Linked DNA regions of Mus musculus: all the other regions are linked to region 3. Evidence: chromatin loops called from intact Hi-C (ENCODE). Cell type or tissue: heart. All regions are shown on one strand. Links, peaks and the distances in the headings refer to the core of each region. The heading gives the core; the rest is flanking DNA.

Evidence for each region. A loop is a pair of places that touch in the nucleus more often than their neighbours do. Peaks named below come from ENCODE experiments on the same cell type or tissue, not always from the same donor. Only the 100,000 strongest peaks of a DNase experiment are listed, where the experiment ranks them.
Region 1: it touches region 3 in a loop (9-fold over the local background); 29 of 42 quality-filtered maps call a loop at or near these places.
Region 2: a loop joins it to region 3, with 5 times the contacts of the local background. A loop is called at or near these places in 2 of 42 quality-filtered maps.

What each region holds. Positions count from the first base shown.
Region 1 is chr4:101,141,238-101,149,657 of GRCm38, forward strand. All of the region lies in intron 11 of Raver2 (ribonucleoprotein, PTB-binding 2), which reads left to right. Among named protein-coding and RNA genes, the nearest start is that of Gm24468, 41 kb to the right of the region's middle. In heart, for the core only: CTCF peaks have their summits at 5,070 (motif pointing left) and 6,220 (motif pointing right); a DNase peak (open chromatin) is centred at 5,064.
Region 2 is chr4:101,994,491-102,002,910 of GRCm38, forward strand. No RefSeq gene overlaps it. Among named protein-coding and RNA genes, the nearest start is that of Gm12789, 12 kb to the left of the region's middle. In heart, for the core only: CTCF peaks have their summits at 4,242 (motif pointing left) and 4,442; no DNase peak of the experiment used is centred there; H3K27me3 peaks cover 407 bases.
Region 3 is chr4:100,993,332-101,001,751 of GRCm38, forward strand. Cachd1 (cache domain containing 1) reads left to right here. Exons shown (of 27, transcript NM_198037.1): 25 at 704-781; 26 at 1,404-1,505. Among named protein-coding and RNA genes, the nearest start is that of Raver2, 71 kb to the right of the region's middle. In heart, for the core only: a CTCF peak has its summit at 4,969 (motif pointing right); no DNase peak of the experiment used is centred there; H3K27ac peaks cover 1,395 bases.

The DNA.
Region 1 (8,420 bases), core at 205-8,204, 150 kb after region 3:
TCCTGGGTCCTGGGTCCTCCCATATTAATGGAGGACACTGGCCACAGGGCAGTCTGATCCAGTCAGCTCTGTTGAGGTTCCTTCTTCCTAGGTAACTGAGGTTGTGTCAAGTTGACAATAAAAACTACCCAGCACACAGTGTAAGCATTTATCACCATCATCACCACCGTCACTGAGGGATTGAGCCAAAAGCTCAATTGTGCGTGTTAGGCAAGCATTCGAGCTACTCTTGAACTATATCCCAACTCAGTTCTTAATCATTTTTTTAAAAATAGCACTGGGATTGCCCTTAGGATCTTGCATGTTAGACAGTGTGAACATTCCATCTTACTACCATGCTGGTGAGTTTTAAACTGTCCCTTCATGGTGTAGGTGGAAGAGCCGATGGCGTAATTAACTCTCCCTGTCTCTATGGTTTGTCAATGATTTCTCAGACTGCAGGGTCCATGTCGCTGCAGTAGTAGCTCCTGGAAACTCTGTTTAGGTTCTTGGGCATAAGGATTGTGACAGACGGTTGTGTCAGATAGTAGATGGCATGATTTCACTTTGAAGTAAAGTTATCCATTTAAGGGTTTGCTACTTGGTGTTTCTAATGAATATGAAGTTATTGTTATTAAATCCCTGATAAAATCTGGAGTGCATTTGAAAAAAGCAGCTGCTGTTTGAAAGCGTTGGGGAATACTTCAGCAAACGCTGAAGGGTGTCAGGTCCTGACAAGGGGAATTCCCCTGGGGGACAGTCATGTTTCTGAGGCTCTTTGCTTGACTCAATGCAAATCTGCACTTCTGGTGACCTGAGTCACAGAGGAAGCCTAAGGGCTGTGAAGCTGTAAAGTCCTGGAACAGAGGGAAGCACATGGGTAGGAGCCCCGGAGCCATCGTGAAACTCCAGCCTAACCTAGTTGGCTGAGCACTGAACCGCTGCTGTCAGGGAGATGTCAGAGCCAAAGCTTGATGGTCGGTGAAGTCCAGCGCAGAGGCGACACTTGGATTTTGAACTTTCTCAACCTGTGGGTCACAAGCCCTTTGGGCAACAGACAACCCTTTCATAGGGGTTCCCTAAGACCACCAGAAAACATAGATGTTTATATTACCAGTAGCAAAATTACACTTATGAATTAGCTACACACACAAAAAAAAATTGACGGTTGAGGTCAGCACAACATGAGGAACTGCACTAAAGGGTTGCAGCATTGGGATGGCTAAGAACCACTGAGTTAGAACAAACTGTCCTCAACAGAGGAAGATAATGGAGTCCGTACTTTTTCCATTTCTCGTTCTCAGCATCCAGTAATTCACAATTAACTATGAAGTTGGGGGTGAAGGGTTGGCTCAGCAGTTAAGGGTATTGGCTGCTCTTCCAGCAGACCTGGGTTTGATTCTCAGAACCCACATGGCAGCTCTCATAACCGTCTGTTAACTCCAGTGCCTGGGGCCCTTTTCTGGCCTCCATGGGCTCCAGGCACACATGTGGTGCACAGACATACATGTAGGTAAAATAACCTACAGATATAAAACATTTCATGAGGGAGATGGAGCCGCAATGACCAGGTGTTGGTATCAGTAAACAATGACATTAAAACATAAATGGCAAATAACATGATGACATCATGGACACATAGGGGGTCTCAGAGAGTTACACACTATAAAAGAATTTAATAATTCTAGAACTGACAGGAGTTGTTTAGCGCTCTCGCTCTCTCTCTTTTTGATTGGTTTGTTGGTTTGTTCAAGACAGGGTTTCTCTGTGTAGCCCTGGCTGTCTTGGAACTCACTCTGTAGACCAGGGTGGCTTCAAATTCAGACCTGCCTCGCTCTGCCTCTTGAGTGCTGGAAGTAAAGGCATTCGCCACTGCCTAGCAGTTGTTTTGTGATATTAAAGATTACATTAGATGGGAACAGCACAGGACTGGAAAGACAGGAAGGAAAGATTCACCACTAGAAAAGCAGCAGGCAGAGGAGAGAGTGGAAACCAGTGAGCAGGCTCTTCAGAGCCCCGGGAGCAGACCAAGCAGCTAGAAGTGCATATCAGTGGAGGAGATGCGGTTAATGGAGTATAAAATGTTTGAAAAACGAACGATCAAAATTTTCTTCAAAAAACACAGATCTCATGAGCAGAGTCCCCTCTCGTAAATCAGGAACTCACGATCGTGTACAGGAGTCAGACTTACAGAGAGATGATCTAGACAGTAACGGGGTAACAACAATGCGTATTGTCTCAGAGACTGCAGCCTTGGCACCAGTGTCATCTGGGGTTGAATAATTGCTGGGCCTTCCCTGGACATCACATGGTGTCTAGCAGCCTCTCCAGCAGCGAGAGCCACTGTCAGGACTGATAAAATGTGCAGATGACAACTGTTTCCCCCCTTTGAGTTCATAGGGAACCAGTACAGAGCATCGTTGACACTGTAATGCATGCAGATAGTTATCTTACAGCCCTAATGCCAGGGCCAGAATGGAGCAAGTGAAATAGGGATTTGAAGGTTTCTGCATTGTGCATGAATGTGCATCGCAATCTATAGGGTAGCCATTAACAGATAACAGCAGTTCACACAGCCAGGAGAACTGACTTTTCACAAGTTCAAAAGAAGCTACTGAACAGTAACAAAAGAGAGGGGTTTGTAGATTCATTTCCAGTCACCACATCATTTCATTTAAATGATCTTCAGTTTTCAACAACAACAGAAAAATCAATAGAACAGAAAGAGAGAGAGAGAGAGAGAGAGAGAGAGAGGGAGAGAGAGAGAGAGAGGAATCAGACAAGTCAGGAAATGTGGTGGTTTGAATAGCAGTGACCCTCATCGACTCATAGATTTGAATGCGTGGTCATTAGGGAGTGGCAGTACTTGACAATGATTAGGAGGTGTGGTCTTTTGGAGTAGGTGTGGCTTTGGGTTTCAATTGTTGAAGACAGGCCTCTTGTCTCTCTTCCTGCTGCCTGCCAAGCCAGATGTAGATCTCTCGGCACCATCTCTGCCATGTTGTTCCTCAGCACCGTCTCTGCCATGCTTCCTGCCATGATGACAAGGAACTAAACCTCTGACACTGTAAGCCAGCCCCAGTTAAATGTTTTCCTTTATAAAAGTTCCCATGGTCATGATGTCAACAATAGAACATTGACTAAGACACCGTGCACAGGGGAAGCAGGTAATACAAAATGCTCATAAGGTCTCCTGGGTGTTGGACTTAGGAGACGACGGTATAAAGAATTAAAGTGAGTCATATGTAAAGAACGACCTTGGGCAGTGTGGGAGCTGGGCCACACCAAGCAGGCTGTCAACATAATAAAAACTTCATTAAGGGACTGCAGCAGATGTCAGCAGGGATAAGAGTGACAAGCATGGAATGTAGGTCATATGAGATGACCCACACCAAGAAACTGGAAGGAAAAAGAGTCACAGCTATATGGGCAAAGGCATGGTGAACTGTCAGTAAAAGTTAGCATTCCTCAAACTAAGAGTTTGACTTGTAGATATGTGCTAAGAGAATTTGAATGTATCTACATACCAGTTTATACACTAATGTTTACGGTAAATTATCTCTAACAGCCAAAATGGAAAGGCCCAGTTGTCTACAAGTTAGCAAGCAAATGAGCAGCATGATGAACCACAAAAGCATGCTAAGTGAAGTAAGCCAAAGAGGCCACATGTATGATTCTGTTTATGTGCAGTGTTCAGAATAAGTAAATCTGTAGGGAAAGTCAGATGACTGCTCTGGGAGTGCAGAGGAAGAGTCAGCGGCTGTCGCTGGCAGTGCGGGGATACTCTGGGGTCAGACGGAGAGTCAGCGGCTGTCACTGGCAGTGCGGGGATACTCTGGGGTCAGACTGAGTCTTCCAGCTCTGTACATAGAAACAAACACTGGACTAACGATATGTTCAGTGTTTACTTGTTACTTATATGCATATGTGTTTGTGTCAGAGTATGTGCATGTAAGCAGGTGCCTGCAGAGGCAGGGAGGGTGAACCAGATTCTCTTGGAGCCGACCAGTGTGGGGCTAGGAGCGGACCTTACATTCTCTGTAAGAGCAGTATACACGCTTTTAACTGTTGAGCCATCCTGCCAGCCCTGGAGTGTGGTAGTTTAGAAACAAACCTTAGTTATCCTAAATAGAGGAAGCATATTTACTTAGTGTTCCTGAAGTTCCAAAGTGCGTACCGTAACCACGTTAACCCGGCGTGTTCCAATCTAGAGCTCCTTAGAAGCCAGTTTTAAGTGGCTACCTCCCCTCGTCCCTGGCTGTAGTTACTCAACACTGAGATGCAACTGATTTTAAGTAGCTACCTCCCCACGTCCCTGGCTATAGTTACTGTACTCAACACTGAGATGCAGCTGATTTTAAGTAGTTACCTCCCCACATCCCTGGCTATAGTTACTGTACTCAACACTGAGATGCAGCTGATTTTTCCCAAAATTACATGTCCTAGATATTTGAAGTGGACGATGAAAAATGAAGCCAGAAACAAATGGAGTTATTTTAAAGTCTAATAGCATTATTAGCTGAAAGATCTTTTTAATTTGGATAGCTATAGACAGTTTGATATTTCAGAGTCTGAGGTAAAGATGAACAGGTCTGTCTGCATCAGATGGGTGTTATACGTCCATGTTACAGGAGCCCATGAGCCAGCTTATTAAATATTTAATGCCCGAGTATAGCCTCTAACTACAATCTGACAAAACAATAGAATATTCCTTCCTGCCCCCTTTTATTGAAGTAGAAAAAGTACCTTTTCAGCATGGCGTAATCATTAGTTTCAGTAATATGAAGGATAATTTAGGAATCCCTTCACCGTTTTCCCTGACCATTAAACTGAGATTTGGGTTTTTCTTTCCACACTTGGCTTGGGGCAGCCGCCTGGCTCACTGGCAGGAGTCCTTTGCACTGCCAAGCCATAGTCTTGTGTTTCCCTGGTTACATGGATCTTTCCTGCTGGGAAGCTGGCCGTCCAACCCAGGGAATCGGCTACAGAATGTGTGATGAGTTAGGGTGGCCGCAAACCCAAAAATGAACTAAAAAGCAATGAAGCGTCTCGGTCTCTCCTTAGAGAGCCTAATGCTGCCATCTAGTGGGCAAACAGTGCAAGAGCACATCATGTTATGTGACACAGGACATTCCTTTGTACCATTAAATGAACTTAAGGTGTCTAACTTACACAGTTGTGGCCACTGAGACTTTCCGGGTGGTTTTCATTTTTGAAAAATGTGACACAGTGACTTGCCAGGTGAGTTTTGGGGGCAAATGTGAGTCTTATAGATACACAGTTGTCGGTGTCATACAGTCCCACAAGTAGGAACAGCCAGTGCAGAGATGCATGAGACAAACTTGGTACCTTGTTAAAGGAACAAAGGGAGGGAGAGCGCCCAGCAGGAGAGGCTGGGGCAAGATGGAAATGGAGAAGTCTCAGTGGGTGGGGACAGGGCAGACAGGTAGGACCTTGTTAGGTCCTTTGTGTACTTAGGATTTTATTCTAAGCTATGACTAAAGAACATAGGAAGGCCAGAACATAGGTTTAGGACCTGGAAAAATGGAATTGTCACTGGCTGAGATGGGTAGGAACGCGGGTAGAATGGGTTTTGGGGGGCTGGGAGGAGATTTAGTTTGCCTGGCTGGTCCCGTATGATGTTCATTGCTGATTGGCCATCTATCTCAGGAATCTGGATGTCAGGGAGAATGTTGTCACAAATTATGTGGGAGGTTGAGATGCCAAGGGTTGAGGGCCAGGAGTCCAGTAGTCATTGTCAACTCTCTGGATTTCTCATCTTCTTGGTGAGATAGCTGACTAGCTAAGAGTGAAGATGCCGGGCTCCCCCGCGGGAGGCTAGAGGGGAGTGGAAATTGTTGACATCATAACTACAGCACTCAGGAAGCCGCCTCCTCACATCGTGGTTCCAAAGATCAGAGCCCAGGAAGAATCATGATAGGCGGTTTCACCTCATCCTGAGGAGAATCCTGCTGAAGATGAATGTTTTCTGGAAAGGGCCCATCCTGGGGGGCGGGGGAGCGACGGCTCTTGGATGAGGCCTAGTGAAGTGTTGTGAAAGCAACCTGACGGGATGTTCTTGTGCTGGTGCAATTTCACCAAATCAGCAGGTTATACTTTGTGTGTGTGTGTGTGTGTGTGTGTGTCTGTCTGTCTGTCTGTGAGAGAGAGACAGAGACACACAGAGAGAGACTGCTTGTCAGTGTTTATACTGCATGGCTGCAGGTGACTATGGAGCCCAGCAGAGGGAGTCTAACTCTTGAATCTGGACATTGAGAAGGTGATGAGCTCCCTAGTGTGGTTGCTGGAACCTGAACCTGGTCCTCTGCAAGAGCAGCAAGTGTTTTCTTACCATGAAACCATCTCTCCAGCCCACAACTTTTAAATTGTTTTGTTTTGTTGAGACATGATCTTACCGTGTACCTTGGCTGGCCATAAATTCAGACATCCCTCTGCCTCTGCCTTCTAAAAGCTGGGATCCTTAACAGTGCTGGGACTTGAAGGTATCTGCCACCACACTCTGCTAGTAGCATGTTACATTCTAAATTCCCTGCTGTCCTGGGACAGCGTTTTGAACTTTAAATGTGCTACGGTGCAGAAAGTACCTGGGTGTGCTGCATCTGCAGGGCGAGCTACTGGCTCCCAAAGCTGCAGCTGGGTAGCATCACAGGGCTAGGGTGAGCTTTGTTTCAAGTGCATTTGAAATTTTTTAAAATGCTTATTTTGTGCACAGGGATGGAAGGGCACACGTCATGGCCTGCTTGTGGAGGTCAGAGGACTGTGTGGCCCCCAGAGGTAGAGCCCAGGACATGACTCTTGTTGCCAAGTGCCTTTCCTACCGACTCCTCTCCAGTAACTGAGGAAAGCCCTCAGATAGGAGTTTGGAGAGAGCCAAGTGCACGTTTTCATTCATTCATTCATTCATTCATTCATTCATTCATTGAAGCCTAGGGCCCAAGACCTGAAGGTGAAGGGTATGAAGGAAGAGACGCCGCATGCTGTGACAGACAAGAGGAAGTTGATCTGTGTGCTTTTTTTCTCTTTGTGGCAATTTTTAAATGTTTCTTACTCATTTTTAGTTACGAGTTTGTTTTTCTCAGACTACTGTGCTTGCTTCAAAACCTCCAACTACCGTTGTTCCCCACTCACTAATCCTTACAAAGCTAGCCGTCTTTGATGTACTAAGTCAGAATTATCCTTCTCCGCTGCTGTATGAGCCACAAGGGCATTTTTCATTTCTCATTCTTAACTAATGTTTTTCTCTGACATTCAGGCTCACCTCTTCGGTCTCTGTTGGCTGGCTCTGGATGATATAGAGCCATTTGAATAACAACATCCAGTGTCTGCCTGGTTTGGGAGAATAAAGACGATCTAGAAGGCTCTTGCTTTAAGGATGAACGTGGTCACCATGCAGCACGGAGAGAGGGAGGCATAGGGGAGCTCTGCCCACTGTGAGAGGTGTTTGCATCTTGCTCCTTGTGGCAGTTTGAATATGCTTGGCCAAGGGAGTGGCACTACTAGGAGGAGTGGCCTTGCTGGAGGAAGTGTGTTACTGTGAGGTGGGCATTGAGTCCCTCCTAGCCACGTAGGGGACAGTCTTCTCCTGTCTGCCTTGGATGAAGACGTAGAACTCTCAACTCCAGAAGTCCCAGGTCTGCCTGGAGGCTGCCATGTACCTTGATGCTAATGGACTGAAGCTCTGAACCTATTAAGCCAGCCCCAACTCAATGCTGTCCTTTATAAGAGCCACCTTGGTCATGGTGTCTGTCCACAGAAGTAAACCCTAAGCCACCCCTCATGTTTGGGAAAATCTCACTTGCAGAACGAGCTGCAGGTTAGCGGTTTTAGTGGCTAAGGTGGAGCCACCAGTATCTTTCCAATTGCTGGGAGATGCTGGGCTCAGCAGTGGGCGTGAGCCGGGGAAAAGCTGCCTACATTGTCAACCTAAGACTACTTTCATCTGTGTTCCTCCCTGCCCCCACCTCCACAGTTTCCAAGCAAATGCTATGCAGTTGTTCAACTTTGTGAATAATCCCTTAGGGCGATGCTTCTCACCCTTCCTATTGCTGTGACTTCCTAATACAGTTCCTCAGGTTCTGGCGACCCGCGACCATAAAACTTTGTTACTACTTCCTATGATTTTGCTACTGATATGAACTGTAATATAAATATCTGATATACAGGATATCTGACCCAGGCTGAGGACCACTGCCTTGGACTCACTTAAGAGGATTGAGGGAGAGAGGCAGCGTAGCTGTTTAGTGGTGGGTCTGTCATTCTGCCTCTTTTTTTTTTTTTCTCTCTCCAAATGAAACCCAATGCAATGGCTATGCCACTGAGCAACCCATGGGCTCTCATGTCTCTTCTTGACAGGATGATGGGAGGACAAATGCAACCTATGACGCAACCTTTTTAAGGGTTTAAAGACACCGAATGTGAGA
Region 2 (8,420 bases), core at 191-8,190, 1.0 Mb after region 3:
ATTGGCCATGAACATCAACATGGCTTCAGATGGCAGCACAGACCATGGATATCCTTGTGATCTCTGGTGATAACATAGGCCATGGACAGCAAGACAATCCCCAGCCACAACAGGGCCACAAATACCAACATGGACCAGAGACATCAACATGGCCAGGACAGCCAGCCCAGGTCACATGCATGAACAAGACCTCAGGCTGCAGCACAGAGCACCGGTATCCACATGGCCTTCACCAGTAACATGGTCCATCGATTCGGCCTTGGTTGATAGCATGGACAGCAGCCTTTCTTTTTTCTTTTCTTTTTTTCTTTTTTTTCTTTTTTTTTTTTAGGGTTTCTCTGTATAGCCCTGGCTGTCCTGGAACTCACTTTGTAGACCAGGCTGGCCTCGAACTCAGAAATCTGCCTGCCTCTGCCTCCCAAGTGCTGGGATTAAAGGCATGCGCCACCACGCCTGGCCGACAGCAGCCTTTCTAACCGCATAAAATATTGATTGAACTTGAATTCTAGTGTTCTCAATTTTCTTCCAGTTTTCCTTGTCATCCATATAATTTCTAGTGAATTTTTTTTTAATATTGCAAAACCTATGTTTTGTTTGTTTTCTGAGGCAGTGTTTCTCTGTGTAGCCCTGGCTGTCCTGGAACTAACTCCTTAAACAAGGCTGGGCTTGAACTCTGCCTCTGGAGTGCTGTATTAAAAGTGTGTGCCAGCCGGGCACCGTGGCACATGCCTTTAATCCCAGCACTTGGGAGGCAGAAGCAGGTGGATTTCTGGGTTCAAGGCCAGCCTGGTCTACAGAGTGATTTCCAGGACAGCCAGGGCTACACAGAGAAACCCTGTCTCAAACAAACAGATTGTGTGTGCCACCACCATCTAGCTCCAAAACTTAATTATAGTGAACTATGACAATAATATTTTAGGTTCTATAGCTGATAATGCCAATATTTTAGCATCTAGGTCATCAATATCTATAGTCACTTTTGCTAACTCTTAACTCACAATGGCTTGTTCTGTCTTTAAAATGATTCTGGACTCATGTTTGCTGTTTGAGTGAGATTTTAGAAATTTTAAAATGTCTGAGTTGAATATATTGTCCCTCACAATGGACTTTTTTTTTTTTTTTAAAGATTTACTTATTTTATATGAGTACATGGTAGCTGTCTTCAGACTCTTCAGGTGAGGGCATCAGATCTCATCACAGATGTTGTGAGCCACCATGTGGTTGCTGGAAATTGAACTCAGGAGCTCCGGAAGAGCAGTCAGTGCTCTTAACCACTGAGCCATCCCTCTAGCCCACTACAGTGGACTTTTATATTTTAAGCTCTCCTATCTGGGTTAAAACTAATCTAGAACTTTAATTTCTTGGCATGGTTTTCCCTTTTTCCCTGGGGAAAAAAAACACAAAACAAAACAAATTGAATTGCAGTCTTGTATTCTTACAGGGAGACTCATAAGGATAACACTTGTGCCTATCCAGTGATATGGGAGGGGGACAGACTTCTGTCCTGGCTCTCTTTATCAGAAGGTTCTGGCTTGAAGAACTATCTCAGGGCTAATTATTTTTGTTTCTTCCTTCCTCCTTTGGGAAATGTGTCTGAATTCTTTTGTAAATCATTAAATTGTGCAGTTTATGGACAAGAGCCTAGGCTCAAAGCTTGTTTTCTCTTCAGTTCACAGGAGTTATCAATGCATCCCCACCCATCTGGCCATCTACTTCTGATCTAGCCTAGATCTAGAGTTGGAAGTCTATCTGATACCTAAGGAGATCAAAGGATGGATGATTTCTGGATGTCTGTCCCACCAGCTGCCTCTATTGCAGTTTTATATCTGAATCTGCAAGCCCTTTACTGGTGTCCCCACAGTCCAGTGGCCAAAGAGAAATCTCATGATTGAGTTTATTTACAGCATTCCTCTTACAGAGCCTGGGTTTTTTGGCCCCACATTGCCCATGATCATGGACACAACCCAGATGTTGCCATCACTAAACCTCTGTAAACAATTATCTGTTACCCCTTTCTTAGGGCATAAGTAGAAAGAAGTGTAGCCTTGGTACTGGGGGCTCAATTATTTTGGGGCTCAATAAGGTCCCTCATACCACCTACACATGCGGAGTGTTCACATGTCTTGTACTTTAAAACATCAGATAAGGGATGATTTATACCAAACAAATGATGGCACTGAGCAGAAAGCCAAAAGGAAATTAAGTCTTAGTGAAGTGGGTAAGAGTTTCAGGGGAGCAGGCTAGTCCTTTGGAACTGGGAGGTGTTTGATCTACTCTGAAGGGTACCCGAAGAAAAAAGTCCCCAGGGCAACTGACCCATTAGAGTCCTCATGACAAATTGACTGCTTTAGTTTCCAAAATTCCTCTTTCAGAAATATGTGTCCAGCGTTGTCTGGAACCAGATTCTCTGCCTGCACACTCTGCTCAGAAAGATTGTGTGGGAAGCCACTCTCAGAAGAGAGCACAGCTGGGTTCAGTAGCTTACTCGGATCAAGTGGCCAAGAGTGATGGAAAGCAAGGGAAGCCGCTGAGGTGTGGCTGCTTTGGGAAGCAGAACACTAGAAGAGGGAAAAATTCAAAGCATCAAAGTGTTGAAAAATTGCTTTTAGAGTACTGTCAGCAGACAGCAGAGGCAGGAGACTCAGGGCAGCCCTAATGTCATGAGAAATGTTCATATGTAAAGCTAGAAAAATGACAGTTCTGTAACAGATGTAGAAGTAGGTTTTGAGAAAGCCCTTATAAACATGCAATATTTTAAATGCCAATAAATCACAATCAAGAGTTTGAGAATCAAATCCAGTTGAAGACAAGCATCTTGAAGGAAAACCATATGAAGGGACTCTACAAAATGAAATCTGTTGCCATTGTCTGGTATATTTTCAGGAGTTTGGTTAAAGCTGAAATTTAGATTTGTGTGTAGCATGGCTTGAACTTGAAGCCTTCAGTTTGGAAGGACAGGTTCATCTTGGTCAGGATAGTGTATGCTTATGCTGTTTGCGTCATTATTGAAAGCACTTCATTAGCATTCTGGAGCAACTTGTTAGTGTTGGAATGTGACTTAGGAAATAGCAAGATAGGTGGGTACTAACCAGCTCTTACCAGGAAATGAAGAGAAAAAGAGTCCAGACACTCCCTCCTGGCTCTCCTGTTACCATCAAGGACATTTTTGACACCTTAATGGTGATGTTTGAAAGCCTAAATGGGAGCCGGGCGTGGTGGTGCACGCCTTTAATCCCAGCACTCCGGAGGCAGAGGCAGGCAGATTTCTGAGTTCTGATTTCTGAGGCCAGCCTGGTCTACAAAGTGAGTTCCAGGACAGCCAGGGCTATACAGAGAAACCCTGTCTCCAAAAACAAACAAACAAACAAACAAACAAACAAACAAAACAAAAAAGAAAGAAAGCCTAAATGGAAAGTCTAACTATTTATTCGTGGGAGAGAAATTTTGAAAAGATTAAATAAAAAAACTTATATCCAGTTGGAACTGTAGAAGGCATGAGACCCACATTCTCATGGATAAGCATTAGATAAGCCAGAAATGTTAAAATGCAGGTAGAAGGGTGTGCCACCACGCCCGGCACTTAGCTTGATTTTTAAATCAGGCAGAGCCAGCAGCCTAGGTGGGGTGGGGTGGGGCTACCCACAGTGGACTGGACTATCCCACATCCATCATCATATTTGATGCCCTATAGACCAATCTGATGGTGACTGTTCTTCAATCCAGGTTTCTTCCCCTTGGATGACTCTAGCTTGTGTCAAGTGGCTACAAACCAACCAGTTCTCTCAGAACGTTTCTCATCTTGGGCTTTAGTGTTGTAAGAAAGGGATTGGATGATAGAAGAGAACAGAGAGGTTATGGCTCCAGATTTCCAGGGAACTAGAAAACACACATGAGATTGTCAGTTACACTATGCCTCCCCAAATTACAAAGATGGGCGTACAGAGAGCGGAATATGCGCTTACCAAGGCTACAGCCCCGCAGTTCCGCACTGGAAAGGTGGGTTGTTTTCCTTTCCTATTATGGCTACTGAGGACGTTTGCTCTCTGCCACAGGTAGCACAGCATTTCTGTAGCTTGCAAGAAGATTGAAATTCAGAACCTTAAGTGTGGTTTGCTAGATGGTATTGTTTTCACACCGTTAAGAGAAGAAAATGGTAAGGAGACACAGTCAACTGGGTTCCTCTAATGTTACTACTGTACCAGGACGCCGTGGTCCTAATTATGTGTTGGGCTCTGCTGCCACCTGCTGGTCATCTAGGAAAATAGACGAAAGCTTCCCGTATGTGATGAATACCTGACCCCCTGAATTTCAATCTTCTTCCAAGCTACAGTTGAGTAGGAACAGAAAAAGTGGACTACGTTTCGAACAGCAAGAACCCAAGCAGGTGAGGTGCAGAGGGCCTGTGGTTTATTCGGGGGACTTGGCCAGATTAGCATAGGAGGTCAAGGATAGATCATCTTATGTTTTCTGTGTGATTACTGGGGAAAAGCATAAGGTAAAGAAACAGAGCCTCCTGATTAATTGATAGTTTCTATTTATATTATGGATAATCCACTTACAACATTCAAGAGAAGGAGGAGTTTGATTCCTAGGGGGCATAAAGAGGGTGATTCTCTGCTTTTATTTATTTTTTCTTCTCTTCCTATAATGCATTTGGGTTTGATCATATGCATGCCCAATTACTCAGAGGCATAAGAGAGCCAATAGAGAGTCTTCTTGAAATTTTATTTGAGACACACATTTGAAGGATTGTGCATATACCCCAAACTGTTCAGGCATTTCTCTTCCATAAGGAAGGTATGATTGAATAAAATCTGTCTACATCTGATGATTGTCATGGCGGGGTGGGGGGGGAGGATGGAGAAACTTATCCTAATGTTCAGAGAGAGGTATATATGTAGCTGGATGCAAATGGGGCCTGAGGTTATTGGATGCATTGTTCCAGAGAGGGGTGTTATGTGTAAGTAAAAAAGCTGGGCTTCCACTTGCGTTATCAGAAGGCGATTTCATAAACCAAACCAAGAAGAGTCCCACATTATTAAACCATTCCCTATGCGTGCCTGCCTCAGTCCTCCTTGTTAATCATCCTTGAAAATTTCTGTAGGGTTGTGGGTTCCTCATCTGCTTCACCACAGGCCAGGGCTGCTTGGGGAGGTGGAACTCAGGGAGTTAGACTGTGCTTATCCCACACTGCCCTAGGCACCACTCTGGGGTGGGAAAGCACAGTCTGAGGTGTGAGAAAGACAGAACTGGTTCCAGGGTCCCTGGGCCTAAGCTGAAGTCGGGCTGTGGGGGACTCAGACTCTTGGACACCCAGGCACAGCTGGAAGTCGTGGAAGAGCAAAGAATGCAGTGGGTCTAGCCCAGGGTGGGTGTGTGTGGGTGCAGGGGAGGGGGAGCAGGGAGCTAGTCCCACGGGGGGGGGAGAGAGAGAGAGAGAGAGAGAGAGAGAGAGAGAGAGAGAGAGAGAGAGAGAGAGAGAGAGAGTTGGTGGCTTGAAAGCTACAGGCTTGGTGGAGGTTGTAGCTGGGAGTGAGAGCCTTTCTATGGGAGACAAGACAGTGTCTCTTTAGGTAAAGGCCTTCTTTGTGGTCTCCCACTGCTCCCCACTGCAGATCATAATGAAAAGAGGCAGTTCCATGTTCTGAATCATTTCTTGCCGTAGTGGAAAGTGGATGCATAAAACCATGCCCCGCTTCTCAGGGTGGGCCTGGGATTAAATACCTTTTGCAGGGAGGAATGTCTGGGAAGGAAAGCTTATTGGCTATGCCCTCCGGAACTCTAGCTACTTCATTAGCATGGAGACCTCTGTCTTGAGCCTATGTGACCTGTGTCTCTTTTATGTGAGAAGCATGGCATGTGTCCCAAGTCTGCCAGGGAGCTGGGAGTCACCTAAGCCTCAGGTGCGTGCCCACCGAGTCTCCGGGTCTCGACCTGCTCTCCCTTACCAAACTTCCTGGCATGGTTTTATCTCCTACAATTTTCTTTTTCCCATGTAGCTATTGAACTCAGGAGTAGTTTTGATCAACTGCTAGCAAAACAGAGGAGGGACATGTATAGTTACAATGCTTTCAAGTAAAAATTCTGTAAAGTAGGATTGTCCCAAAGGCCATACAGCTACAGCCTGTAAACAAGAGGACTCCGTGAAGCCTCTAAGTGTCGTTGATACCCTGGCTCCTGTAAAGGCAATGCTTATGTACTTGCTGTGGGACATGTGTTCTTTGAGTTGTTTGCCTACCTTGCCTTCATTTTCTGTTTGTTCACGATTTACTGTGAAATGCAAGCATCAAAGTTTTACAAGCAGGGACTTTCACTGTTACTATAAGATCTCCCATTTCTTTATTTGTCAAGTAATAAGGATTGGTCTTCTAAGCTCACTGATGCCTCAATTTTGCAGGCAGTTGGAGCATTGACACCCTAAATCCCTCAAGAGTGGAGTGAAAAATGGGGAAACCCAAAGTACCTGCCGGTAGTTTCTGAATGTTCCCTGGGCATACCCACTCCCACTCTCTTGTCCTCAGTCATAGTTATTTTCTGTAGCTGTGACAAAACACTGTGGCTAAGACAAATTATAAACAAAATCATTTATGGGCTTTAGGTTTCAGAGGGTTAGAGTTCATGACGGTGGAACAAAACATGGCAGCAGGACCTGCTGAGAGCTCACTTCCTGATTCACAAGCAAGAGGAAGACCAAGAAAGACACTGGGGAGAGTGGAGGCTTTTGAAATCTTAGCTCCTCACCAGGTAGACCTTGCAGTCTCTTGATAGTGCAGGCCTTGGCTGGCATCTTGTCCTTCCATAGTAATCTGCACACAGCTTTGAGATCTCTAATCCCAACATTAGCTGAAACCAATTCATAGGTGTTCAGTCCTGGAAACCCCATCTCTTTCTGCTTGGCTGCCCCTTTCTGGGAGTTCTGCTGATGTCCCATCATGTCCATGCTGAAGGTTATTCTCTGGATTGTTACAGTGGTCTTGTTCTCCTCTTCCAATCTTCAAAGGTTCACACAACCAGTCCCTTATAAAATTTAAAAAAAAAAGAAAAAACAAAACAACAACAACAAAAACAAAACAAAACAAAAAAAAACCTTCCTCTTTAAGCAATCTAAAATGTTCTTTTCCCTAGATCAGACCCTGACTATGGTCATGACTATTTTTCCCTAGATCATGGTTTTGACTATTGGTGTTTAAGGCAGGGTGGGCAAGTCCTTGGTGGTATTAAATGAGAAAAAGGTTCTGGTTGAATCTTACCTTAATTTCATCATTTGATACCAGGTGACTCTGCTAACAACCTTTTCTTTCATTATGCATTGCCATTTGCCTATGAAGTGTCCCTTCTTTCCTACTGCCTCCTAAAGGCTCATGTATTGGAGGCTTGGTTACCAACTGGTAGCACTATTAAGAAGGTGATTGGCTAGAAGTGAGCGTTTCATTAATGGTTTGAGCCACTGATTGGTTTCTGCTGAATTGGGATACCAAGAGATGAATCCTGGGGCTGGTGAGATGGCTCAGTGGGTAAGAGCACCCAACTGCTCTTCCGAAGGTCTGAAGTTCAAATCTCAGCAACCACATGGTGGCTCACAGCCACCCGTAATGAGATCTGATGCCCTCTTCTGGTGCGTCTGAAGACAGCTACAGTGTACTTACATATAATCAATCAATCAATCAATCAATCAATCTTTTAAAAAAAGAGAGATAAATCCTGGCTGGAGTTCAGAAGCAGGTCATTGGGGGCATGCTTCTCTTCTTGTCTAATCTCTCTCTGCTTCCTGGTGTACTGTCTCACCATAGGCTCAGAAACAGGGAACCAAATAACCATGAACTGTAGACTCCAGGCAACAAGAGAAGAGAGGAGAAGGGCTGATCTACCACTGCTATTGACTTCATTGGGGAATCTGCTCTGTCCTCACACCCCTAAGTCTTTGGGTCAGAGGTTCTTGTTCTTAGAGGAGACAGAGTGCCTCTTCTTGGTGTCCCCATGGCCTTTTCTGAGATAGAAGCTGGCACTGCTGCCTGGTCTCTTTGTGCTTTCCAGGCATGTGGACTATGAAATGTTTGGAAAGCTCCTACACAACGAGGAAATGAAATGTATTTATACTCACACAATCTATTCGAACTTGTGGGTGAGGAGTCCACAAGCTTTCTCTTAAAGGGCCAGGTTGTGAGTGTTTTCTGTTTTCTAGGCAATATGGTCTCTGTCACAACTGTTCATGTCAGCTTTTCTGAGTGCTGTGAAAACAGGGTAGACAATATATAAGTAAAGAAATGTGGCTGTGTTCCAAAAATGTATTATGTGTGAAATGGGCAGCTGGCTCACAGGCGAACATGTGACCTCAGCTCTGGATTCACATTCAAGTAACCAGGGATTGCAGAGCACAGAGGAAGCCATGAAATGGCACATGAGCATGCAGTCAGACAAAT
Region 3 (8,420 bases), core at 138-8,137:
CATCTGTACTCAAAGCCATTCCCACCCTTCCCGAAGTCCCCAGAGATATGTCAGCCTGCCCTTTGTGAAACTCACAGTTTTCCTGTCCACTTAGCTCAGCTTGTAGGACTAGTGACAAGTTGGTGTTAGGTGTTGCTATGACGACAGACCTGACACAGCATAGCCACAGAGAAAGGTATACCTACCTGAGAATCGGCTAGACTCAGGGTGGCCGCATCCAGTGTGGCCTTGCACCTGTATGCAGCTCTGGAGCCTTTTCACGGCTCAGCCAGTAACGCTTCAGACCCACTTCTTCTGCTTAAGCACTTGATAGAAGATTAACAATGAGCTGGCCTCCACCCGTTTCTTCTTTCTCCAGAACACTATTCTAGATGCTCTTCCCTTATTCTCTTGTTCTTCCTTTGTCTCTGCCCACCCATGTATCAGACAGAGGCATCTGTTCATTCTCTTGCAAGCTCATTATTTTATTTTATTTTATTTTATTTTATTTTATTTTATTTTATTTTATTTTATTTGAGGGGCTGGAGATAGAACCCAGCACACTTGAGGAGAGCTTTCTACCACTCTCCTCCATCCTCTGCCCTGAACTCATTCTTGACGGAATGCTGTCACCTAGCCATCAAACCATCACTCAGCAGGGTATTAAAGCCCATGGTTTTGTTTGATTAAATAGTCATGTTTCTCTCTTTCTAATGATGGACAGAAATGTCAGTGCGTATGTCCAACCTGGAGAATGACAGAGATGAAAGAGACGATGACAGTCATGAAGACAGAGGCATCAGTGAGTATCTGCCACCCCCTGCCTCGTGTGTCAGCGGGAGGCTAATCCAAAATAAATATTCTTTCTTATGTCCTTTTGGCTTGTATTAAAATTTCAGAAGCTTTGACATGGTAGATTTTTTTTTCCTCCCCTTTTCACTAGGAATAGGTGTGGGTCTCTGCTTTGTTTCAGAATATCTCTTTTTTTTGGGATGTTATCTTTTACACTTTCTTTGACCTAAAGCCTCTCGCCCCATGACTTTTCCAACATGTTGTTTTAGAAAGAGAACTTTCTAGAAAAAATTTTTTTAGTCCCCTAATTAGTGTACACATCTCAGAGTAATGGAAAAGTGCTTTCTTTCTTAAAAGAGACTTCTGTTGATGTTGAACTCCCATGGCCTTTCGCTGCCTAGACGTTAGCCTGCTGGTGCCTGGAGATAAGCAGCTGACCGCCCCTCCCTGCATCAGCCCTAAGCCAGCTTCCCCCACCCCCATCCTTAGGATTCTTTTAAAAATTATTTATTCTAACTTCTGAAAGACTGACCCTTCCAACACGTGAGTGAGTGGGCATGCTCAGAGCAAGGGGGTTGAACAATGAAGGCACTGGCACAGGAATGACATTAATTGTCCGTGACGTCCTACAGTCAGCAACACCCGGTTCATAGCTGCAGTCATGGAGCGACACGTACACAGTCCAGAAAGGAGGCGACGCTACTGGGGCCGCTCGGGAACTGAAAGTGATCATGGTAAGATCTGGTGTCCGGCATTCGAGCTCCCAGAGGCCTGGGCTATGCTGTGGGAGGCGGGCACAGACTGACTCTCTCTTTCTCCTGTTCTGTTCGTAAGCTAATTTATTTTGACATAGTTTCCCCAAAGGATACACCCAAGCATGACATGGTTTGAGAAAAGTGTCAAGCTAAAGGGCCCTGACCACACAGATTGCTTTCAAGTTTTTCTCCATCGAGAAGGTGGGGGCTGGTGAGATGGCTCAGTGGGTAGAGATTCTTGCAGCCATGCCTGATGACCTGAGTTCAATCCATGGAATCCACATGACAGAAGGAAAGAGCTGATTCCCCCAAGTTACCTCTGACTGCCCCACACCACAGTGTACAGGCACACATACACAAATAAGTGTAAATTTTTTTCTTCTCTATATAGCCTTAGCTGTCCTGGAATTCACTTTGTAGGCCAGGCTGGCCTTGAATTCATCGAGACCTTTTTGACACTTATTTCATATCTGTAACCAAATACCAGGTGAAAAAAACTTCAGGGAGGAATTATTCCTTTGGCTCAAGGTTAAGAGGTTCAGTTTGGTTGCTAAGCAACCATATTATGGCTTAGGCCTGTATCTTAAGTAAAACACCATAGTGGCAGGGGCAGTCTTAGAAGACAGCTGTGACCATCCTACCCAGGGTGGATGGAGTCGGGGGCATACACCAGAAAAATAGTCAAGGTAATATAAATCAGGAGCAATCACCAATGACCCACTTCCTTCATCCAGGTCTCATCTCCCAGAGTTCCCAGAACTTTCCAAAATAATGTTTCTAACGGGGTGTATATGTGTGTCTGTCACTAAAGGTGTGGTCCCTTAGGTCCCAGGACCTCCTGTTGCTGGTGGACCAGTGTCAGCATCATACTCTTGGGTCATAGACAAATCTAGGCTGTCTTCTAGCATTGCCCATCCCCATCTCTGGCCATGTCTTCCAGGCTCAAAAGCTTTGATTAAGAACAACCATTTGCACTGACCCATGTCATGGGAAGTCCCACGTCCTCTCCCAAACATCAGCCACCGTGCAGGGCTTCTCACGTTCTTGGTGTCTTGTTGCTTATTGTGTCTGGGACAGCAGGTGTGTCAGGTCTGAGCCTCGCTGCCACTATCAACCAAAAACAGAACCCAAGAAAAGAATGCTTTATTGTTAAAACTACCTAAGTCTTTGAATATGCTTAGATAATTACTTTAACCTTTTTTTTTTTAAATCTTGGCTTTTCCCACACCTATCCTGAAAAGAAGAAAAAAAAGTCTTCAAACACTGTATCTCTATTTGTATGCAAAAAGCACAGAAGATGACATCCCTCCAAGCAACCAATAGTCCCCTGACACCACCTCAGGGATGCAATCTTCCCTTGGAGGATGTGAGATGCTGCAGCCCAGCCTGGTAAATCAGAGGCTGTGTATTGAGCTTTGAATGACATTGTTCCCGCTGACTAAATAGAACCTTCGGGTTTCTATGGAGAACAGAGGCAGAACTTAAATTTTTCAGTTTCTTGGCTTCCTGCCTCCCCTATCCCCCCCACCCCACCCCCAACAAAAGAATCCTTTGAACCTGCTTAAGTTCTTCTGCTAGGTCATTCTGTGCCTTCTCTTTTGAATACTAAAGCAGGTTCCAGGGCTACTAAAGTTCAGCAGAAATAATTTCTTATTCAGCAGAAACACCAGCTCTCAGCTCTCCCTCTCCCGTGGCATCCATACCAAATTAGGATCTGGAGTAACGATGTGTTTCCCAGTTCCTTCCACTGTCTTGGTGATATAGCATGAAGCAGCAGCTTAGGTAAAGTGCCCCGTGAAGTATGAGTACCTGAGCCAGTGAGGCAGCAAAGGACTCACAGTCGCTCATCTCCCACTAATTGGATTTCTATTATCCCCAAGGAATAAAAAAAATAGTTTCTCATGCAGACAGAATACACCACCAAAGGAAGTGCAGAGTGTTGATGGCGCCCAGATCCAAAATACATCATTAAATCAATGGAGCCTAACGGTAGGCTGTCGTATCCCTGAACCTATACAGCATGACACCAAAAGTGACCCATCACGTGGATGGCCCTGCCATGCCAGCAGGATAAAATCTACGTGCACATTAAGGGAGAAAATAGAATTGATTGTTTTGTCAACATGGTTTTGAGTGGTGGTCCTGTGTGTCATTCCTGTACTGGGCGTGTCCTGTGCACTGGACAATGTGGGGCTGGGGGACACCCTCGAGGCAAGGATGAGTTCACTTTAGAGTCTATCACCTCTTGTTGAGACTCTAGCGAGCTACTTTAGTCCTTAGTTTCCTGATTCTTAAAAGTAGAATGGCCAGCTGTGGTAATACACATCTAATCCCAGAACTCTAGATGCGGGGACAGGCAGATCCTGTTATGTGGAGGCTAACCTGATCTACTCCTCAGCAAGTTCCAGGCCAGCCAGGGCTACACAGGGACACTCTGTCTCGAAAATAAATACATACATAAATAACAGGAATAAAATTTCTACCTGGTAAAGTCCTTGAAGATTAAAGGGCATGGGACGGTGGGAGCAGGGGGGGGGGGGTTGCACCTGTGCTCTCTCCTCCCTGCTAATACTCTAGGGGAACCCAGAAATGACGCGCAGATGTGTTCATAGATCCATACATGGGGGAAGGAGAGAGACTCCTGGAGTGAACAAAGGAGAAAGGGAAAGTAGTTCATGATCCAAGGAAGGGCTGGAGCTCAGGAGAAAGCAGTGCCAGGCTTCTACGTTATGCTGAGTGTGCGTGCGTGCATGTGTGTGTGTGTGCACACACGCATGCGTATGCTAGAGTGCTAAACACCTAGGCCCCTGGTAAGCTGCATAGTGATGATGTTCCTAGAATGAAAATTTCGATTGCTTGGAAACTTGTTAGAGATAGTTCGTGAGGACATGTTTTAAAGCATAAGGTTTTATACCTTTGGTGCTGGGAATGAAAACTAGGATCTGGTGCATGCTAGGCAAATACTCTTGTGTTGCGAATACCCCAACCCCACTTTCATCAATATCCCAAGACAACTTAAAAGTGTTTGTTCTTGTCGGCAGCATATGAGCCTTTCAAGTTGAGCTACTTACTAAACAGCTTTGTAACCGTGTGTCTGTCTGCTTTGTCTCATATTTCTCTTGAAAACAGCAAGTTCTGTCTGGTATCTGCTGGATTATTTTTAAGTTGAAAAAAGCAGCCAGCATGTGTTTATTTGCCCCTTGTGAGTTTATATTGCTGTTACTTCCTCATTAGAAACTTCACAGCCGAGTTTAGACAGATAATTTTTCCTTGAGTGTGTATGCGCGTGCATGTGTGTATGTGTGTGTGTGTGCAATCGCTAGGCAACCTTTTCTTTTTGAAAATGGGATTTCTCCCTCATCCTTGAATGATGAACAAAAACCTAGTCAAAAGCAGACATATTTTGGAACTATTCTCCTGAAGTTACTGCCTGTGGCCACTAGATGGCGAGTGAGTCCCTGAAGGAACCTTGGGTTTTCCCAAGTAACAGTGTCTCAGGAAGTGGAACATAAACACATAAGCAGAATGCTAAACTACAGAAGCCAAGTTTGGTCTTCTATTCCTCATGGGTGCCTGGCCTCATTCCTAAAGTGTGGATCTTACTTGAGGCTATCTCCATAGATGCTTTTCTACATATGCCTTTGCAATTGCTGCCAGAGGTCCTTTGTGTTCAGATAACATTTTTTTCCGTGATCCCTCGCAGTTCTCAGTACACAGCACAACTGCCTGGCATCGAGTAAATGGTTATTTGTTGGATGAGAAAATGTGTCTGTGGGCTGAGGAGAAGGCTCTGTAGTTTGCAAAGCGCTTGCTGCACAAGGAGTGAGGACCTGAGTTTCCACAGAACCCACACAGAGCCAGGCACAAAAGCCCCATCTATAAGCCCAGAGTTCTTTCCCATCGTGAAATGGGAGGTGGAGATGGGAGAATCCCCAGGAGCCTGTGGGAGGGCTAGACTGGTGTATACAGCAGCAAATGAGACCCTGCCTCTAGCAAAGGAGGAGGTAAGGACCAACACTAGAGATTGTCCTTCGACCTCCACACGTGCACACCCATACTCACACGACTACCACATACACCCACAAAAGCAGGCTTAAAGAGAAAGAAAAGGGCATGCATTGTTTTACCTGCTGCTCTGCCACTGGCTGTGCCCTGGGGATTCCCATTCATGTAATTAAATACTCGGAAAGTGTGGAGTGAATGAGTCATGTCGGTGCACACTTCTCATCACTTGCAGATGCTGGGAGAAGCCACCTCAGAGAGGGAAACGTATTTTTGGCTCACAGTTTAACGGGTCTCAGTCTATGCTTAGCTAGCCATGCATGCTATTTCTGGGCCCCGGCCAAGCAAACAGTGATGGCCTCATGGTGGGTGAGGTATATCTTTCCAGGGCGAGCCTCCAGGTGCATACTTCCTCTAACTGGACCCCACCACCTACTTCCGACCTGCTCCCACTAATGCTGCATGGTTTGAATGTATCAAGGGATCAGTCCACAGATGAGGTTGGAGCCATCTTGGTTGAGCCCCTTCCCAAAGCACAATAAACAATATCCAAGCCCCCAACACAACAGCCTCTGGGGAAATCTCAAATCCAAACACAATGAGGCAAATAGTTATAGAAAATCTCTGGACTAAAAACTATTGAATAGGAAAAAAAATGGATTTCCAAATCTTCCTAATTATATGAGACTAGTGTTTGGCATGCTAGGGAAAGCGACGGGGAAGAGAAGACACATTGATGTCATGACTTGGGGAGTTATAGTGTGCGAAGGCTTGCTTGTTTTTTAGAGTTTGGGGGACTGATCCTAAAGCCTTGTATATGCCAAGCAAGTGGTTTCCCACTGAGGTATCTTCCTGGCCCTTTTTAACTTTATTTTGAGACAGAATCTAAGTTGCTCAAGTTGGCCTTGAAGTTGCTCTGTAGCCCAGACCAGCCTTGAGCCTGTATCTTCCTGCCTCAGTTTCTAAGATGCCTTTAACAGATCTGTACCTGCGGACCTGGCTGGTTTTGCTGTGAACTATCTCCTTTGTGTGAGGCACTGTGTTCCATGCTAGGAGTGCAGAGGCAGCAAATAAGAAATATTGGCTAGCCAGGCAAAGCAGTGACCATCTTTAACCCCAGCACATGAAGCACAGCAGGAGGATTTTGGGCTATTTAGTGAGTTCCAGGCTAGCCTGGGTTATGTAGCAAGACCATATCTCCAAAAATAATAAACCAAAACAATGGGGCAATCTGTCAACAAAGAACCTGTTTTCAGTATAATATGGTAGTCACAGAATGCCATGCAGAGAGACAAAGGAACACCAAACCCAGGTGGCTCGCAAGACCTGAGGCAGGTCGGGGGGTGGGCATGGAAGACTTAGTGGAGAAGACCTAAGGCACAGAGAAGCATGAAGCATAGCAGTAGGATCTGAGAAGGTAGGAACTTACACTGGGTGTGCTAAATAAATGATCAGTCCCTTACTGTGGCACTTGGAAGTGACCAGAGATGAGATCCACCTGGGTGGCATCTAGGCAAACAGCTTAAATGCTTTGCTAATTGACACCTTCCTTGATATGCAAACGACAGTGTGGTTTGGACCTATGTCTAGCATCTTTCAGAGTCTGGCCTCCCATCTCACAATGTAGTCTTAGCCCTGCCCTCTATCGCTTAAACGTGGATAAAAGTGTCACTGTTTCCTCTAGAAACTTGGACCATCTACAGGGATGTCAAGCCCTCTAACCCCTTTACCTGGTTGGTCCATTTGGCCCCCAAGCTCTGCTTCTTCCCAGGAACAATCTCTTGATGTTAGGTGCTTCTCCACCTTTAAGCGTTCTTACTGTCCACCATGGACTGGAGGTCTGGGATGCAGCCTCCAATTCTCTGAGTACCTGGCTTCTGCTCAGATTGTGGTGACAAGTGTCAATACACCCCCAGTACCTGCCACTAAGTGCTGGTGGTTTCAGCTATCATTTTCAGCCTAGCCTCAGCCCTCCTACCCAGCAGCCTTGCCTGCTTTCCCCAGGCCCAGCTTTTCACCATTTCCCCAAGGTAGCCAATCCTTTTTAAGGCCGTGGTTCTCAACCTTCCTAAGGCTGCAACCCTTTAATACAGTTCCTCATGTCGTGGTGACCCCCAACCCTAAAATTATTGTATTGCTACTTCATAACTGTAATGTTGCTACTGTTGTGAATCATAATGTAAATATCTGATAGGAGACCCCCAAATGTCCCTCTAAAGGGTGTGTGTGTGTGTGTGTGTGTGTGTGTGTGTGTGTGTGTGTGTGTACACCAGGCTCTCAGCATCAAGATGGTCCCAAACAAGTCATGCTTTGGTGACACTAGGGGATCCCCAGGTCTCCTCTGCCATCATACTGACTCGAGTTATAGCCAGTCGCCTTACCGTATAACACCCATACCTGGTTGCCTAGCAACCTCTATAATCGGCCCTGTCCCACTTTCCCATATCCTTCAGTGGGCTGTGCAGTGGCTTCCTTTGTCTCTTGTTTGCCCTTTCATCCATCCTCCAAACTGCCAGTAGGTCTCTCTGACCACAGGTTATTCATGGCTGGCCATTTATAGGGAGATCGTGTACCTATTGTCTATGCCAGCATACACATCGTGCAATAACTCTAATTTATCTGTCCACCTCTCACATCCCTGCAGTCCAGCTACTGTCTAACACACGTCCAAGGCATGCAGTAGAGGAATCATTTCACAGTTCCTTGCTTCTGGGGCTGGCCTCTGTCTCCTTCCTTGGATCACTTCGCCAAAGTCTTACCCATTTGAAGTGGGGTGACCCCTCCTCATTCCTTTAGTCGGGATCAGTTAGTCCACCTTGCTTTCAGGGAAACCTCACCACTCTCGTTCACCATGGTCTACATTTGAGGAAGCATCTCTCCTACTCACTTTGA